2 separate regions of the Homo sapiens genome follow, and region 2 is linked to region 1. A link is a contact called in ENCODE POLR2A ChIA-PET data. All regions are on one chromosome and are shown on one strand. Each heading gives the region's core, a stretch centred on a gene start or an enhancer-like site at or near the end of the contact. The rest is flanking DNA. Distances are from core to core; before and after follow the strand shown.

Region 1 (3,461 bases), core at 962-3,461:
ACCTCTGAGATTGGGTTCTAATCAAGAGTTCAGGAAAGCTGGGGCTTACCTGCTTCCCCCAGTCATGTCTACCGACTCTGCACCCTGGTTGTGCCAAGAATGCCCCAAAATCCAGGGTCTGGATGCCACAACAGCTCCAAGACTTCATCCTGAAGTAGGAAGATAATTCAACTGAATTCTCTCACCCCCAATATTATCTTATGACCAAATATTAGGAGAAACCTGTCTCATAGCCTCATAGCCCACCCAGTCCCCTCCCTCACCCCTCATGGAATCGGGGTGCTCCTGGGTGGTAGGTACATGGAGTAGCATCACTCTCAGGGCCTTGGTAAACCTAAGAAGGATAAAGTAGAACCAGGTCATTCTAAGGTATATCCTACTCAGCCTATCTATACCCAGTCATCCCTCAGCCATATGCTTGAGCCCCTCAAAACTCTCACTCACAGCATCACATCCTGGGTTCTGGCAGCTGGAACCAGTCCGGATCAGACTGTCAAGTCCTGGGCAAGGGAAACAGAGTCAGGAACTTATCCATCCCCCCACTCAATTGCCACTTCCACTAAATTCCAGTCTATGAAGTTGATCCTACTAAAGACCCACCTACCTGCCCCAGGTTCCTGGTCTAATTCCTTCTGTTCCAATGCCATTTCCAGGGCTTGGGATATATTTAGCGGCAGCAGCTTCAGAGGCAACTCTGACCTAGGGGTTAAGGGTGGTGATTTAGTTCTGACCCATTAGCTATGATTGCTAGCTCCAACACTCCCACCGATGGTAATGGAATTAAAGAAGCCTGGTGAAAGTGAGGCAGAGTTGGAGAGGTTGGGTAGCAACCCCATTGCCAATTTTCATCTCTGTGGACATCCCAAATACCTGAACCCTAGAGAAATCCCCAGCACTTCTCTTACCCATCTACTCAGTTGCTCTAAACCTAACCACTTTTCTCTGCAGAACTGAGTCATATCCTCTTCCTCTTTATCTAATCGTGGACCTAATATGACTTCCTTCTGTTGCTCTTATTATTCCCACAAAATTTGGGAAGTCTCCTGGCTGCCAATAATACAATACATCCTTTTCTTGATATGAGATTTATCTTAAAGTTCTTTTCTAGAAAGAGAAGTCATTCTCAACAATCCCTTTTGTGTTATACACTAAGGATGTATTTGTGAGGGGCTATCTACTCTGTTGATTCAGGTATCTATCCCATCATCCCACACCACCTTAGAGGAAAGGGCGTTATTTCCAGACACAAATTTCCCCTAAGGCACAGGATATACACCATCCAAACCCTGACATCTGGCCCTCCTCACATCCCTGGTCCCTAGTTCCCAGTCCTCAATGACCCATTAATCACTCCTAGGAAGCTACATGAAAATAAGAAAAGTCCAGGGGCCTCCTCCTCTTTACTTGGGCCTCTCCCGGCGCAAGGTCTCTGCTGACTTTGGAATCACATTCAGAGGTTTTTGCTCCTGAAGTGAACTGCTTGTAGCAGGGCCTTCAGGTTGAGGGGCCTCAGGAAGCTTCTCAGCACAGTGTGGTCCCATAGTACAGCCCTAGTATAGATAAGGAGATAGGATTAGGGATAGAATCCTTCTATTGGGGGCAGAATCCAAGTACATAAATAATTTACCTTGATGTTTAAGAACTCAGAGAAATCTACAGTTCGCTTTCGGCAGCAGGACCAACCCTGATAACAAGAGACCCAGATCAGCTTAGCTTCCTGGGTATTATCTCTTCTGGGAAATGCTCTTGCTAACCCCCCTCACCTACTCCTCACCTTAAGTGCATCATGGAAGATTGGGACCCCAGGGTGATGGCAACAGGAATCTGTGGACATCAGTAGAAGTTATCAAGGAAGGGAAGATAACTATACCAAGTATCATTTTTCACCTCTTCCCCGGGTTTCTATTTATGGTTTCTTCCCATATAATGTGAAGAAAAAAAAAAAAGCCAGCAAAGGCTGTAAGATCACTCAGACCAATTAAACTAGGGCAGGTAGTTTCTTTCCCCGCTCCTCAAACACACTGCCCCCCAGCTGACCAGTCCCCAACACCCACACAGAGCCCCTGGCCAGGTCAGGATTCTTTACTCACCAGGAAGGTTGGTATTAGGGTCAAAGTGCTGCCCACAGCCTTTGTTACGACAGAGTAGAGACATGGAAGCGTTGGTTGAATGATTACTGAAAGGGTATTTCAAGGAGTCTGGCTGCCGAATGGGGAACACCTCTTAGTCTGGAGGCTTTTAGCTGCCTGGAAGGGCCAGCTGTTTCTATCTTTAGTTCAGGAGGCGTACACCTCCTAACATGGGCAAGGGAACTTCAATTCGTCTTTCCAGCCAATAGGAAAGAGCTCGGGGGCATTTTAGCTCTGAGGCTCAGGAAAAAAGGATCAGGCAGAGTAGGGCTTTGAACTTGGGTGAGGTCAGCTCACCACTACTGAGACAGTTTTAGATTCACCACAGCAATTCCAAGCCTTGGACACAGCAGCAGCTGCTAAGAAACAAATACCAATTTTGAGACCCCCCCCGCGCCCCCAGCTCGATGAGGATTAAGCCCATTTTCTTCCTCTTTCAGAGGGGCAGCTTTCCTCCATCATTACTTCCATGTAGTATCAATAGCGCTAATCCTTGCCAACCCCTCCAGCCATTTGATGCACCTCATCCCCACCTCCTCCCCATGTTTGTCTAGATCAATACTGTAATCCAAAGGTCATAAAGGATTACCTTTATAGAGTCTACTGCTCATCTCCTAAGATAACTCCCCTCCCTCCTTTCCCCTTCAAAAACACCACAGAAAATTAAAAGGCTTAAAATGTATTTTAATAGGTTGATGCTGCATTACTGCTCCATTTTTCAGAAAAACTCCAAATATATGAGACAAATCAAACACAGTACACCAATGAAAAAAAAAATGCACAGCATGACTACCTAAGATAGGCGAGTCTAAGAGCTACTGTCAGACCTTCAGTATACAGTAACCCTGTTCCCAAGATTGTACTAGGCCTATCAAGAAAAGCTGTGAACAGCAACATCATAGACACAAAAGGGTCATTCCTGGGTGTCCTCACCCAAGAAAAAGATGGAGGCAAGTTAACACAAGATTTTTTTTTAAAGATACACTAAAATGAAAATCTCTAAGAGAAAATGTCTTCTTTAGGACATGAAGGGGTAATATATGGGGTATAACAGAACCGTATGTACGCTGCCTGTGACCTTTGTGGACGTTTGCCTGAATTCTCACCTGGGAGTGAATGGAGCAATGGGGCTAAGGTCATTGGGGGATGTTTGGTTTTTGTGGTGTATGTGGCAGTTTCTCTGGGGCTGGGGGAGTGTAAGGATAAGAAGCAAGTGAGGTTGGGCACGGTGGCTCACCCCTGTAATCCCAGCATTTTGGGAGGCCGAGGTGGGTAGATCACGAGGTCAGGAGTTCAAGATCAACCTGGACAAGCTTGAACCCGGGAGGCAGA
Region 2 (3,907 bases), core at 405-2,904, 210 kb before region 1:
CTACCTCAATCTCCCAAAGTATTGGCATTACAGGCGTGAGCCGCTGCACGTGGCCCATCTTAACCCTTTTTAAGTGTGCAGTTCAGTAGTGTTAAGTAGATTCACATTGTTGTGCAATGGATCTCCAGAACTTTTTCATCTTACAAAACTGAATCTCTATCCATTCAAAAACAGCTCAGGCTGGGCACGGTGGCTAATGCCTCTAATCCCAGGACTTTCGGAGGCCGAGGCTGGCAGATTGCTTGAGCCCAGGAGTTTGAGACCAGTCTGGGCAACATGAAGAAATCCCAACTCTACAAAAAAAAAAAAAAAAGCAAAAAATCAGCTGAGCATTGTGGCCCGAACCTATAGTTCCAGCTACTCGGGAGGCTAAGGTGGGAGGATCACCTGAGCCTCAGAATTCGAGGCTGCAGTGAGCTGAGATTGCACCGTTGCACTTCCGCCTGGATGACGGAGTGAGACTCTGTCTCAAAAATAATAATAATAATTAATAAAAATAAATTTTAAAAAAACTCCCTCCCTCCCCCAACCCCTGTTGACAACCCTTCTACTTTCCGTTTCTATGGATTTCACTACTTTAGATACATCCTATAGGTGGAATTATACAGTATTTGTCTTTTTGTGACTGAAGAGCCCAGTCCTTTTTAAGAGTTCACTTGATTAGGTCAGGCTTACCCAAGATAATCTTTATTTCTTAAAATCAGCTGACTTAATTACATCTGCACAATCCCTTCACAGCAGTTTCTAGATTCATGTTTGACTAAGTAACAGGGAGAAAGTATGTATACACCGGGATGAGGGAATATTGGGGATCATCTTAGAATTTTGCCTACTACAAACAGCAATGAGTAACCCTGAAAAAGTGGGGAGAGTGCTAAGTGGGGGATGGGGGAGAGGGTCTGTCGGTTTCATATACTGAGTGTAACTTTCATATATAGTATTAGCCCTTTCAATTTGTCACATACGAACCTCTAGGCAACAGAGCACTGAAAAAGAAATAACCTGATTCCATAATGTTCAAGGTATGAAATTCTTGCCTCAGATTAACTGAAGGATTTGGTAGAGAGAAACAAAAGCAAGTAAAGAAAAGTAAATTAGCTGAGACCAAAAAGCTTTGGATAATTTCATCCCCTGCCCTATGGAGTGGGCATAGCAGAGATATTAGTGATAAGGACCCCATCCTCAAAGGTCTGAAGGCTGCCTCTGGGGTGAAGAGCTGGGACATTAAAGAGCATAAACTGAACGGAAAAACCTACCAGGCCTCACATTGCATGCTGAAAATAGGTGAAAGGGTGTAGAGCTGCAAGAACACATGTGGGATATCAAAATAGCTCTGGAATTCATCCTCCAACTCCACTGCCAGTGCCACGCCCCTCATCCTGGCTTGGGCAATTGCAACAGCCCTGTAACTGGTCTCTGGGGCTCTATTCCTACCTGAATCTAATTTTCCACACTTGACCTTAGAAAATCTAAAATACAAACCAGAATTAAGTCAATACTCAGCTTAAAACCCCTCAGTGGCTCTGCATCATTTGGTTTAGTGCACAAGGCCCTCCATATGTCAGCTCTGCCTACTAATCCAGTCTCATCTGCTGCCACATTCCTGTACTCACACTTAGCGTCACTGATACTGGTTTTAGTTCCCTAAAAAGATCAGGCTGTTTCACACTTCCAACCATGCCTTTTCCCAGTCTCCTCCCTCTAGCTAGAATGGCCATCCCCTCCATCCCAGTCTGCCTAGCAAATTCTTACATATCCTTCACTCTCCTCTTTTTAAGTAAAGATACTGGCATGTGGCCCATCATCTCCCTCCCGACTCTTAATTCCTGACTCTTTTACGAGGGGATCTCATTGTCTATGAAGATGACACAATCAGCAACTTCTCATTTCCTTGACTCTCTCAATTACCTTCTCTGTTGCACTTCAGCCACACACAAAGCACCAGATCTTGAAGTTTATTGTGGTCTGGAACTGCTCACCTCTAACATCTATAACCCCAGTGTTTCATATGAACCACAGCGCCCTCTCCTTTCTGCTCCCTCAGGCCCCCGCCTACATGTGAGGGTTTTTTTTTTTTTTTTTTTTTGGTTTAGTTTTTTAACCTCTTATGGACTCCTCTAGTCCTTTAAGCCCTCTTTTTTCTCCCAGTCTGTCAGTCCCTCCTGGCCTCTTTTCCTTCCCCTCTCAATGGTTTTTGTTTTGTTTGTTTGTTTGTTTGTTTGCTTTTCTGAGACAGGGATCTCACTCTACCACCCAGGCTAGAGTGCAAAGGCACAATCCTAGCTCACTGCAGCCTTGAACTCCTGGGCTCAAGCAATCCTCCCACTTCAGCTTCCCGGGTAGCTAGAACTACAGGTATGTCCGGAATTCGTTCCTTCTGGTGGGTTCTTGGTCTCGCTGACTTCAAGAATGAAGCCGTGGACCTTCACGGTGAGTGTTACAGCTCTTAAAGGTGGTGCGGACCTAAAGAGTGAGCAGCAGCAAGATGTATTGTGAAGAGCAAAAGATCAAAGCTTCTACAGTATGGAAGGGGACCTGAGCGGGTTGCTGCTGCTGGCTGGGTGTGGCCAGCTTTTATTCCCTTATTTGTCCCCACCCACATCCTGCTGATTGGTCCATTTTACAGAGTGCTGGTTGGTGCATTTACAATCCTTTAGCTAGACACAGAGCGCTGATTGGTGCATTTTTACAGAGTGCTGATTGGTGCATTTACAATCCTTTAGCTAGATAGAAGAGTTCTCCAAGTCCCCACTCAACCCAGGAAGTCCAGCTGGCTTCACCTCTCACAGGCATGCACCACCTCACCTGGCTAATTTAAAAAAAAGAAGTTTTTATAGATGGGGTCTCACTATGTTGCCCAGGCTGGTCTCGAACTCCTGGCTTCAAGTCATCCTCCTGCTTTGGCCTCCCAAAGTGCTGGAATTATAGGCATGAGCCACCATGCCTGGCCTCAACCTTTCTTAACCCCATGCTTGACTCTCTGAACTACTCTGTCACCAGCACCCTCAATTCCCTTTCATCCCTGTCTACCACACCAGCCCCACAGACCTCTAACGTTGGGTGGGTACAGCTAACCACTCTTCTCCCCTTCTTCATCTGGATGTTTCTACCCTACAAAACAATACAAATCAGTGCCACTAGAAATACAGGGTCTTCAGCCTCAGTGGAACGACTACAAGCAACACTGCATTTACATCCATCCCTATCTCCATTCCATCTTCCTGTTCAAGGTCCACCCATCCCCCTGTGTCCCAAATGCCATCTTTTTCCATCTCTTTCAGCAGACTGCTCCATGAATTATCCATTCTCTGATTTCAACCTGTGGTGTCTGCTCCTCAGCCTTAAACACGTTAGGGCCTCACTCATCAAGAAAAAAATTACAAAACTCTCCCTTAATCCTGAATCTTAATCAGGTGCCAATTCCTTTCCTTCTCAGCTTTAAGCTTCTCCAAATAGCAATAGTCTGATTTGCAGTCTCTACTTCCTGAAATCCATTCATACCCCTACCTACTGTACTGGAAAATGGTTCCACTGAAATTGCTTTTAGCAAAGTGACCTCCAAACTGCCAAAGTCAATAGCTACTTTTCACTCTTAATGTTGCTGGACCTCTCTAAGCATTTGACACTGCTGATCATTCCTTCCTCGTTGAAAGCTCTTATTCATTGACTTCCATCACCTTGAATTAATTCAGTTTCCTAGTTATTCTGTATGTACTATGTACTTTTTTTTTTGAGACTGAGTCATGCTCTGTTGTCCAGGCTGGAGTGCAGTGGCACAATCTCGGCTCACTGCAACCTCCACCTCCCAGGTTCAAGCAATTCTCCTGCCTCAGCCTCCTAAGTAGCTGGGACTACAGTCATGAGCCACCATGCCCGGCAAATTTTTGTATTTTTAGTACAGACGGGG

The links. ChIA-PET counts read pairs that join two places held with the same protein, here RNA polymerase II (POLR2A).
Region 2: POLR2A ChIA-PET joins it to region 1 with 10 read pairs in activated T-cell. The contact joins the enhancer-like site here to the promoter of ITGB1BP2 in region 1. POLR2A ChIA-PET finds 5 or more read pairs at or near these places in 2 of 52 experiments (activated CD8-positive, alpha-beta memory T cell and activated T-cell).

Annotation. Positions count from the first base shown.
Region 1 is chrX:71,300,500-71,303,960 of GRCh38, reverse strand. It overlaps ITGB1BP2 (integrin subunit beta 1 binding protein 2), which reads right to left and starts at 2,211. Exons shown (of 11, transcript NM_012278.4): 1 at 2,091-2,211; 2 at 1,775-1,824; 3 at 1,628-1,684; 4 at 1,405-1,550; 5 at 605-699; 6 at 445-500; 7 at 264-334; 8 at 50-149. The coding sequence starts at 2,154. NONO (non-POU domain containing octamer binding) reads right to left here. Exons shown (of 12, transcript NM_007363.5): 12 at 2,793-3,461. RefSeq lists an enhancer at 1-413.
Region 2 is chrX:71,512,643-71,516,549 of GRCh38, reverse strand. It overlaps a transcript of TAF1 not described here. Among named protein-coding and RNA genes, the nearest start is that of OGT, 19 kb to the left of the region's middle. Within about 2 kb of position 1,654, at least 5 of the 41 ENCODE cell types and tissues checked have a DNase peak (open chromatin) inside an H3K27ac peak, as active enhancers do.